2 separate regions of the Homo sapiens genome follow, and region 1 is linked to region 2. Evidence: chromatin contacts called from ENCODE Hi-C or POLR2A ChIA-PET data. All regions are on one chromosome and are shown on one strand. Each heading gives the region's core, a stretch centred on a gene start or an enhancer-like site at or near the end of the contact. The rest is flanking DNA. Distances are from core to core; before and after follow the strand shown.

Evidence for each region. A loop is a pair of places that touch in the nucleus more often than their neighbours do. ChIA-PET counts read pairs that join two places held with the same protein, here RNA polymerase II (POLR2A). Pooled maps may share reads with other maps.
Region 1: a loop to region 2 is called in a pooled map, with 8 times the contacts of the local background. The contact joins two enhancer-like sites. A Hi-C loop is called at or near these places in 2 of 37 single-sample maps with no recorded cell type and 9 of 50 pooled maps. POLR2A ChIA-PET finds 5 or more read pairs at or near these places in 2 of 52 experiments (activated CD4-positive, alpha-beta T cell and activated T-cell).

The regions. Positions count from the first base shown.
Region 1 is chr6:13,452,422-13,457,886 of GRCh38, reverse strand. All of the region lies in intron 1 of GFOD1 (Gfo/Idh/MocA-like oxidoreductase domain containing 1), which reads left to right. Among named protein-coding and RNA genes, the nearest start is that of GFOD1-AS1, 31 kb to the left of the region's middle. Within about 2 kb of position 3,191, at least 23 of the 41 ENCODE cell types and tissues checked have a DNase peak (open chromatin) inside an H3K27ac peak, as active enhancers do.
Region 2 is chr6:13,299,752-13,305,358 of GRCh38, reverse strand. TBC1D7-LOC100130357 (TBC1D7-LOC100130357 readthrough) reads left to right here. Exons shown (of 9, transcript NM_001318809.2): 8 at 172-297. The coding sequence ends at 258. It overlaps TBC1D7 (TBC1 domain family member 7), which reads left to right. Exons shown (of 8, transcript NM_016495.6): 8 at 172-408. The coding sequence ends at 258. Among named protein-coding and RNA genes, the nearest start is that of TBC1D7, 26 kb to the left of the region's middle. RefSeq lists an enhancer at 2,209-2,258. Within about 2 kb of position 1,483, at least 33 of the 41 ENCODE cell types and tissues checked have a DNase peak (open chromatin) inside an H3K27ac peak, as active enhancers do.

The DNA.
Region 1 (5,465 bases), core at 1,942-4,441, 150 kb before region 2:
GGATAGAAAATGCTTCTTGATTTCAGCTGCAGGCTGCCGCTGGAACGGGTCAAGCGAATGATGAAGAGCACACTGAGCCAAGCCAGTGGAAGCCCCCAAGTTCATTTTTCTTGTAAGAACAGGCCGGCAGCCACTTTCAAAGAACATGTGTCATAGAGTCTAGTTTAGAACTGCGTTAAGGATGACTTGCTTACTCTGAATCACATCCAACTGCAGAGCTTTGTTATAGATGGTTGTTGGCACTTAGAGGGAAATACCCGGTCTCTATCAATAATCAGTCATGCTCTGGCACAAGAGAAGCAGCACTGAGTGGGGCATTATCCGACCACGTTCTAGTCGCAGCTCCATCATCCCTGGGTGTGTGACATGTCGGGATCAGTGTCTCTCAAAGTGTATCTGAGGACCACTTCAGGAGGACCCTGGGTTGGGGGTAAGAGGGAGACTCTGGGTCCTGCCCCGGAATATTGGGTGCTCCTGGTGCTGTGTGAGCCAAGTTTCTTGATTGGCTCTCTGCTTATGGCAGGCTGATTTCTCATCATCCCCAAATGTTTATTGAGTGCCTGTTATCTAGAGGGCACAGTTTGGGATATTGTAGAACTTTCTAGACACCATCCCTCCATTTTAGACTCTGGAAAATTTCAGAAAGTCCAGGTCACCTCTCAAATTCCTGGCAGGTGCCCATTTGCTTCTGGCAAGGTCTGACTCAGGATCCACAGGTGGGATTGTTTTCTGGGAAGGTTAAGCTCCTTTTGCAGTCTGTTTTCACTTTCCGTGTTGGGCAGATGTGGACCTGCTCTGCTAGCTGTGGGCTGTGGGCAGCATTGCCCATTTGCTTCCTGTTTATGAGAGAAAAGCCCCATCTTTGATTTTCCCAGGTGGGCCACTGAAATCACCTGAATGCTCTGAAACTGTCCCTGACTTCTTTGCTCAGGTGCCCCCGAGTTGTGAAGTGGCTTAGCTCAAAGCCTCCTGCAGGGCACCACAGTCTGTAGGAGGTCTCTTGTTCTTATATGAAAAGCTCACGTGAACTTTCTGTTCTACTCAGTAATGTCCCTGTGATTGTCTGAATAGGAAGGTTTTCATTCCCAGGAGGCTCAGACCTCCTGGCTCCCAAGACAGATCTGTGCGGGGCCAAGACGAGCAGCGTGCAGGCCGCCCACTCTATATGGTGCAGCCCTAGGAGGCTGTATGTCAGGACCTATCATCTGTTCAGGTTTAATCACCTGCAGTAAGAGAGCAGTCTAATCTGTCTATATATTTATTTAGATTCTTGCTTTAGTCTAGAAAGGATTAGAGGTGACCGTGATGAGTAGTTCAAAAATTAACCTGAATTTAATGGGCAAAAGAAAGTGGAATAAGCTTGCACCTGTAGTCATGACAATATTCATGAGAAATTTTTAAAAGCTAAAGGAGGCCAAGTGTGGTGGCTCACACCTGTAATCCCAGCACTTTGGGAAGTCGAGGCGGGTGGATCACTTGAACTCAGGAGTTTGAGACCAGCCTGGGCAACATGGCAAAACCCCGTCTCTGCAAAAAATACAAAAGTCAGCCGGGCGTGGTGGTGGATGCCTGTAGTCCCAGCTACTCAGGAGGCTGAGATGGGAAGATCACTTGAGCCCAGGAGGTGGACACTGCAGTAAGCCAAGATCATGCCATTGCACTCCAGCCTGGCATGAGAGAGGGTGACAGAGCCAGACCCTGTCTCAAAAAATAAAAGATAAAAACTTTAAAAAGCTAAAGGAGTCTCTTAGAAGCCTCATTTCCCTTCAACCCTCTGAGATCTTGCTTCAAGGTAGGGCTGTTGCACTTTAAAACCCACCTCTGAGACCCATGTCCTTCTTGGGATGATGGAACTTAGCCAAATGAGGAGAGAGCCCCCAGCCTGTCAGGCCTGCTGTAGCAAAATCATGCCCCGCAATCTTGTCTGAATAAACAGCAGTCAAGACAGAGGTATGCCTCTAGTAAACTCCCATCCTGTCTATTGGACAATGCTGTACCAAGAGGGCTGACGAGGCCAGTGTTAAACTGTGACCGACTGGGAGTTGAGGATGCTCCGGGTAATGAGTCCCCCTCCCTGTTAGCAGAGTTCCAGTAGGTGGGTGTTCCAGTGCCTAAGTGCAGGCAAGTCATGGGGCAAGGTGACCTTCTGTGCCTGTCATGATCTAATAGAGCTCTTTGTGTGGGTGTCTGTGCTTAATTTGGCTGAAACATTTATTTCTCTTCTGAATGGGCTTCCTTGTTTCACACAGAAAGTTGGCCCATGTGGGGTGCTGCTGACAGGCAGTAGCAGGGCGTCTGGTGGGCTACCGTTTTGGCTTAATGTTTACTCCTTTGCCTGCAGTTTTAGGCATCCCTCTGTCAAACTGTCAACCCTTGGTGAATATCATAGGATTTTCTCTTTAGAATAACCTGTGTTCGCATCCCAGGTGTTTTTATAATTCAATTCAAACCAATGACAAGGTGGCTTTCCCATTCGTGGTAGCCACCCGGCTGGGGACCATTCCCCACAGTTTCTGTGAGTCCAGAGTTGGCTTCACTCTCAGGAAACAAAATCCCTGATGGGCATCTGGAATTACCAAGGTGATTTAGTGATAGGGACTTCTAAAAGAGCTAACCCCAAGCACAAAACTCAGTTCGGGTTGGGTCAGAAACCTGACCCACCCCGCACCTCTCTGGGTGTATTGCTCACTGCCAGGCTTTGGGGCTGTTTCAGGAGGCTATGTTCTTACAGGGACAAGAGCCAGTGTGTGTGCGTGTGTGGGTGTGTGTGTTTGTGTGTAGAGCCCTGGTGTGTCAGGCACACGTGCAGAGAGATTTAGATCAGCAGACCTCAGATGACGAAACCCTAAACTCTAGCGGAAGCAACTGCATCAGATGGTGGAAAATCTCATCCAAATGCCTTTACAGTGTCTTTCAGGTTTTTGATATCAAGACAACCAGAAATTTGCTGTGAGTGACAGCCAGGAGGTGATGCTAATATCCTGGGGTCTGAAGATTCCTCCCCTCCCTCTACGAAACTCTTGCTCTGGTGTCCATTTGTGGGGCCACCTCTCTCCCCCTCTTGCAGCCCACAGAAGGACTGGGAAGCATTGACAGTGGTCCCCAGCTGCCACCTGCTGTCTGTGACTCATGCACTGTCTGTGGGAGGGTGGAGAATATCATCAGTGGGTTGCGGGGCAGAGAGTGGGAAGTGTCTGCTTTGTGGCTGATGTGTGAGTGTGGGAACATGTGTGCTCCTGGACGGGAGTGGTGGCATTGCTCATTCTGAGGAGCTGGCGGGTAGCATGGAAATGTGTCTTCACTTGGTTTTTTGGGTTTCTAGTTTCCTTTTTTCTTTTTTTAAGACATAGCTACTGAAAGGCCAGGAAGTAGGACTTGGGGGCATGCCAGTGAGTTGGAAGCCGCATTAATGTCCTGTATCTTTAGCTCTTCAGTCCAACAAAGGTGCAATTATTATGTTATGCACATGCCTTCTGCAGGATTATGTATTGGCATTGCTGATTCTAGCTAATGTCTTTTAGCAGTTTGATGGGCTTATATTAGTTTCCGGGAGTTGCCGTAACAAAGTACCATCAGCTGGGTGGCTTAAACAACAGAAATTAATTTTTTTCAGTTCTGGAGGCTGGAAGCTGGAGGTATCAAGGTGTGGGCAGGGCTGGTTCCTTCTGAGGGCTGTGAGGGAGTCTGTTCCAGCCCTGTCCTGGCTTCTGCTGGCCTGCCGGCAGTCTCTGATGCTCCTTGGCCTGAGGATGCATCACCTCGTCTCTGCTTTCATGTTCAGTGGGGTTCTGCCTGTGTGCATGCCTGTGTCTGAATTTTTCCTTTATATAGGTGGCACCAGTCATATTGGATTAGGGCCAACCCTCATGACTTCATCCTGACTAATTACATCTGCCACAACTCTGTTTCCAAATAAGGTCACATTCACAGGTACTGGAAGTGAGGACTGTGACATCTTTTGGGGAGACACAATTCAACCCATAATGAAAGCAAAAGGGGGTTTTGTGTTCCCCTTATGTGAGAGGTCATGTGATCATAGGTTATGGAGGCTGATGGCCTGGGATTGACAGCTGCCACTTACTAGCTGTGTGTCTTTAGGCAACTTGCCTGTCTTGTTTCCATATCAGTAAAATGAACAAATTTTAAAATATGGTTGACAGGTTATAATTTAATACACATAAAGTTCTTTAAAGAATACTTCGCATATTGTAGCTTTCACTAAATCTAAGTTGCTTCTGTCACTTCTGCTACTACCTCTATTTGACTTGCTTGTTTAAAGTTATGGGAATATAGTTTTATTGAGGATGCTTTAAAAAGGGTGAATTGAAAGGAATAAGGACATTGCCACCTGAATTTTTAGATTTATGTATCTTCAAATGACTCAATAATTGCTCACTCTAGGAAATCTGCAACTATGCATTGTGTTTTGAATACTGAAAAGAAATTATCTTTGAAACCGCATTTATTCATTTGATAAACATTTATTCAAGCCTCGCTGTACATGAAACACTTTGCTAGGTAGTGAGGTGCATACAAAAATGACTGTGATAATAGCTCTGGGTTTTAAAGAGCTTGCAGCCCAGTGAGAGACAGAGACATAAAGTGATGCAATAATAGAAGGTAACAGGCGTTCTTCAAAATGCTGCACCTGGATCGACCTGGAAGCAGGATGGAAATTTCAAAAGAACCCAAGGAGATAAACACAGTTCCTTATCTTCAATTCTGAATTTGAAAAACAAAACGAAATGAACCTTTGAAAATTGAATTCTTTCTTTGATAGGTTTGGTGCAAACTCAATTGCTTATAAAACCTGAGCTGAACTGATGTGAGGCAATAGTTTTATCTTCTTTCCCGGCATGTGAATGTTCACAAAGTTTGCTGAAAAACACCAGGGATGGTACGTAACATCCAGTAAATGCGTCACCAGATTCCCTTTCACATCTGGCCCAGAATCCCTGGAAAAGGGATGGTGGGACTGTCTAACTAGATATTTTACAGCCAAGGAACACTGAGCTTCAGAGGAGTCAGACGGTGTGCTCCAGTCCCAAAGCTTGGGAGCAGTGCGATCTTGTCTTTAGTCTCCTTTCATCTGGAACACTTCCACAAGCTTTATTTGTCATACAGAGTGAAGAAGCTAAGTCTGCCTGCTTGGCTCAGCCGATCCTAATGGTAAATGTTAGGCCTGCTTTGCTTACAAGTCACAGAAGCCTGCTTGAGGAGTAGACAAAAAGAGGGCAAGGTGGGCAAGGTATGATTAGGATATGGGGTGCTCTGGTTGGAAAGTTTGTATCCTTGCAAAATTTATATGTTGCTGTGAGGACACAGCGAGAAGGCGCCCCCTGTAAACAGGAAGGGAGCGAGCCCTCACCAGATGCCGAATCTGCGGGCACCTTGATCTTAGACTTCCCAACTCCAGAACTGTGAGCTACAACTGCCTGTTGTTCATAAACCACCCAGTTTATGGT
Region 2 (5,607 bases), core at 234-2,733:
TGGAGCCCTTTCATGTCCTCAGGTAGCATGTGACGCAAGTCTTTTATGCTGTCACTTTCTGAAAAACAGTGCAAACTCCCATGGAAGTGGATTTCATGCCACAGCGAATGAGGGAAGACACTGAAGTTGTCAACACTGAAATTTCACAAAGACTGATTTGCTTGCCCACAGATTCCCCAGGACAGCTCAGACGCGATCGTGAGCAAGGCCATTGACTTGTGGCACAAACACTGTGGGACCCCGGTCCATTCAAGCTGAACGCACCCGCTGGTTGTGGACCGTCTGCCAGGCACCACAGTGAGCATTGTGTTCTTGGCATGTGATCTGGGAAACTGATTGAATAATACACTTTTCTTGCTTTGGTGCTCAAAGTGGTTTTTTTCCCCCAATAAAATTATTTAATTGAAATGCCTGGTGTTGCTGTGTTGGCGAGCAGCATCTTGCAGTTACATAGAAATGTAAAGTTCATCTCTGAATAGCATTTCAAAAGGGTTGTTAGAAAATAGCTCCCTGATTTTAAAGCGGTTTAGTCAGGGTGAGTGGGTGTGTTAACCAGCAGTGCATAACTAAGCCTGCCCTGCCTGTCTCTAATTAGCACCAAGCTAGTTACTTTCAAGGTCTGTTTCTAGAATAAGAGTGACTTCCTTTTGTTGACACCTCAGATTTGGCTTTTGTTGATGCAATACGTGTTTAAATCCAAGCCAACTGCCTTCTGAGGCTTCATCTTGCTAAACAGGCTTTAAACAATTCCTTACTCTTTTTTCTCTTTGGGCCAGTTGGAATGAAACCATTATTGAACAAAATGTGTTTGAATTGCTCCTAGGAGCAAGTACTTGTTGGATATTTTGCTGCACTCACATTTTTCTTGATGGGGTGTTAAATGTGGGATGTTAGGGTGCACTGTGCCACGCACTAAAGCAGTGAGAGAAATGGCCGGTGAAGGTGAACAGCTCATCACCCCTGGGCCACCTTGTGCCACGTAAATGGCATGGCCACTCTTCACTGGATAGTTCCCGGCTTTGGGAGTAGTGAGTGAAAGGGGACCCTTTGTTTCACACCGGTTTAGCCTTCAGACCTGCAAGAGCCTGAGTGGTGAGTTGGATTTTCCACCCACCCCCTAAAAGACGAGGGCAGCTATGAACTTATAGAGGTACAATTCTGAGAATTCAGGCCCTCCTTAGTGTGTGAAATATCTGTTGAAAAAAAGTTCAGAGAAAGTGTGAGCTGTTGAAATCTGCTGCTTCTGAATACTAACATATCCAAGAGTATTTAATTTTTTAAAATAAAAATGCACTCCAAAGAAAAACCTTTTAAAGCAAAATTGCTGCCTAGAGTTAAAATTTTAATAAAAAATGACTTATTGCCAACCATTTATGCCGGAGCCAGGCAGGAGCGCTGGTACTCTTAGGGAGCAGGAAGGCTTAGGGGCTGAAGTTCCTCTGACTTCGCTGCTTTGGCTGGAGGCCAGCTGATCTGAAACGAAAGACTCTTACTGTACTGCTGAGAGATCTAAAAATAAATATTCTGCAAGTATATTCTGTCAAACCCAGTTTGGTAAAACCTTTCTGGCTGTAGGGTGTGGGGCGGCGATTTTTTCTTGAAGTTAGTCAATCTGAGAGTTTTTATTAAAACACTGATTGGCGGAATGATTTTTTTAAGGCCCATCCTGAGAAAGTGGTGGATGGAGAGGATGAGCATCCAGTTTCGCTTCATAGCAGAATTTCACTTTGCTGAGAGCTGAGTGTTTTGAAAATGTTTGTGCCTGCTGTCTTGGGTGAGGAGCGCAGTTCCTGATAAAAATACATCCATATGCCTTTTCTTCAAAACATTTTGTCAGGATACTGCAGAATTTTTCCTTCATATATTACAACCCACGGTTCCTGTCACAGACTATTGCGGCTAAAATGTGAGATTCTTCCTCGCCCTTGGAAAGCTGGAATTTAACATGATCAAATTTAGTTTCTGCTCTTTCCCGTCTAGAGATTTGCCTTAAACACAGATGAGAGAAGATCTCAGTCCTCTTGGCCAGGAGAAAGGAAGGCCGAGGAAGGTTGGAGAGTGTGTGTGTGTTGGGGGTGTGGCTTTGGCCTGCTGACAAATCGAATGGATGGATTGCGTCGAGGTATAATTGTGTAGAGGATTGTGTGTACACAGGCTTGTGTGTCAAGGCTGTTTCAGGAAATGAGGTCAGGGTTCATGAGAATGAAGCACTTTCTTTGTTAATGGAAAGTTCGCCTGAAAATTATGAGGCAACACTGAAATCATATGATGCGCTGAAGGAGCTCCGAGGACCTTCTTGCACTGTAGCTCTGGGTATGACAGGCACTTGCCCTGTCTTGAATTGCATAAGTTTCCTGTCATGTGGTTATCACGTCCCTATGGTGACTCAAGGTTTTGGTGTTTTCTGTCTGAAAATGAAGAACCTGGAGGGAAGCCAGTGGGGATGAGGAGGGTAAGCAAAGAGCTTAGATGCCCAGGACCAGATCCTAAAATGAGTCACTGGCTCACATGGCCCAAGTGACAGCGCCTGCTCGAGCTCTGTGACCGTAAGCAGCAGAGTGACATCCCAAGTTCTCCAGCCAAGGCAGCCTTTGGGGAGCCTGGTGAGGGGTGTGGGGTGTGGACAGTGAATCTGCCCGGGTCACATAAGGTCAGCAGCCTTTGTCTTTAGCTGGGTGTTTTGGGTCTAGAAGGGCCAGAAGGTGCTTTCCTCTGCCCTTGACAGAGAGGGAAAGGAGTGTGGGAATTTGGGGAGCAGGAGTTGGTGGCATCTCCTCTGTTGGTGAAAACAAAGAGCCGTTTCTCCTTGAGACTGTGTGCCAAATGAAACTGTCCGTGGCTCTTGGCACAAGCCGTGGCTCCTAGATCAGCTGATGTTCCTCCAGAGCTGGCACCAGTTTGAGTAGGAGGGAGGGGTGATGGATGGCGGTGTGGAGAACAGAGGGTGGTAGTGATTTCTGGGGGACCACGGTGGGGGTGCTGGCCTTTCATGGCTTTCCCGACCAGTCGCCCTTTCCACTTTGGTCCCTCTGTCAGCCTTGCCTTGGGGAGGTTAAAAAGTGAGTGGACAGTTTCTAGATGAGGTGATAACTCCCCATAAGGGGAGCCCCCTCCCAGGGGCTGATTTTACTCCAGGACAATGACAAAGGGAGTTGGAGAATGTCATCAGAGAAGGACACACAAGAATCCTAGAAGCTCATCCTAAGCACAACTCCAAATTGAATGTCATAGCAAGCGCTTAAGGTTCACATCTCCAACTCATACCTAATACTGAGGTTTTCCTTTGCAGTTTACCAGGAACTTACATGGCAGGCACTCGGGACTGCCAGAGCTCACGCTAAGCACTGGCTTTATCACAGAGTCACTTCCTGGTCTTCTCCATCATCCTTTCCTAGAGTCTTAATAAGTAGCAAGCTGGTGCTTGCTGGACATTTTAGCATCTCTCTTTTCCCTGCTTCTGCCTGCCCTCTGGACATAATACTAAGAAGATTTGAGAGGGGGGCAGCAAAGAGGAGAAGCTTTGGAAGATTCACTCCTAAACATCAGGTGGCTGCACGCTATACCGCAGTGGGCCTGCATTCCCACCTCCCGTTTCTCCCTCCTCTGACCGATATGTTTGGTTCATTTGTCTTTTTATTTGTTTTCATTCAATCACAAAATATATGTGAATACAGTCTTAATTATGGGCCAGGTACTGAGCTTAATTGCTGAACAAGACATGGTATCTGCCCTCTCGGAGTGTACAAGCATGCAGGGAAGACATATTTAACAGATAGATGTTTTGTTCCAGACATCTTTAGTAGAAACTCTCAACTCCTGTGCTGCCACACCAGGGAGAAGGTGGACTGAGTCTGTCCAGAAGCTCCAGAGGAAGGGTAGAATTGCTGTGAGATGTGTGATTCTGTGTCCCCTTCACTTAGTAATGGAAGAGGTGACAGGAAGAGCCTTGGACCGGGCAGGGGGCATGAGCATCTGCCCCACTCACTAGTTTTGCAAACCAAGCCAATCACTCAGTCTGTGTCTTGGTTTCCCCATCATCAAACAGTGATTCTGTGACATCCCTCCCTCCCCAGCGTGCTTGTGAGCATCACATGAGTTGGCTGTGAAAGCACTTTTAGAAGCATGGAACTCTGGATATTTAATATTTTCAAGAGCATCATTTGCAAGAGTGTGGCTAGGCACTGTCTCTGTTTGAATCTACCGTATGCTTGGAGGCCTAACTCAGCTCTGCCTTCTCTGAAAATTTGTTAACTGCCAAGCTCAAAGTGCATTTTCCTAACTCTGAGCTTCTGTAACATTTCAGGGACCACTCATTTAGCAATAATTGTTTGGAAGTCTCTTGTTCGGTTGTCTTGAACTTTTATTAAGTGTTCCATGTGGTTTCCCTCTAAGATGCAAGATTCTTGAAGCCAGGGGCTGCCTTTAGCACACCCGAGGCACTGGCAGATTCAGTGTCTGGCGAGGGCCCTCTGTGTGGTTCATAGATGGTGCCTTCCTGCTGTGTCCTGGTGGAAGGAATGAACTCTGCTCTTTCAGCCCGTTACAAGCGTCCTAATCCCATGCATGAGGAACCACCCCAAGACCTCACCACCTTCCAAAGGCCCCACCTCCAAATACCATCACCCTGGGGGCTAGGATTTCAGCACACACATTTTAGGGGAAGACAAACATTGAGACTAATACATTGGTTTAGAATGATCTGTTTACGTCCCAGATTTATGTGACCTCTTTGAGGTTAGTGGTAATGACTTATTCTTTTTTTCGTTCCCCCAGTGTCAAGCACATCTCCTAGCCCACGTGGGCTCTTCATGAATATTTGTTGAATATGGGAAGGCCTGGTTCAGCATTAAGACGCCTCCATTGACAAGTAATAGAGTTGTTCTGAAGCACGCTTGCTTAAAGGAGATTTTATTATAGGATGCAGGGGTGAGGCTGAGAACCTAAAGAGGGAGGGCTTGGAGTCTGGGATGGGACTAAAGAGACCCTGGACCCTCTCGTCCTCTTATCTATGATCCACACAGTGTGTGGGCTCTGTCTAGAGTCTGTGTCTCTGCAGTCTGGATCACTCTGGTAGAAGATGCCCCACCCTAAGACGCTAAATGTATACATTACAGGTCCAGCCTCTGGAGACAGAGTTTCGTGACGCAATTCCTAAATCCATGGGAAAGAGGCTGTGGTCTGGCCTGGGCTTGGGGCTGCCTGTGGGCCAATCATGTAGAGCCTAGTGGGTGGAGGCATCCCACAGCAGACGCAGGGCCACCAGGAGCCTCCCTTGTGTCTACTGCAGTGCAGGGAGTGGTGAGCAAGGGGCCTGGTGGACAGGTCCACTGTGAACTGGGAAGAGACTCTCAAAGACTCTCCGCTCCACTTAGATCTGTTGACCAGATAAATGCCCTGCAGAAGGGCCAGGGGGTAACAAGAAGCCTTCCACCTCGACTAAGTCTCAGTGACTTTTCCTGCACCACTTCTTTCTGGTTTCTGCCAGCCAGGCAGGTGGGCAGCCAGCCCTTTCCGACGAGGGTGGGCAGAGGGGTAATATCACACCAGCAGCCTTGGTGAACTGACTCACATGGCCAGGTGCTCCCTTTGCGAACTTTCATACCAAGT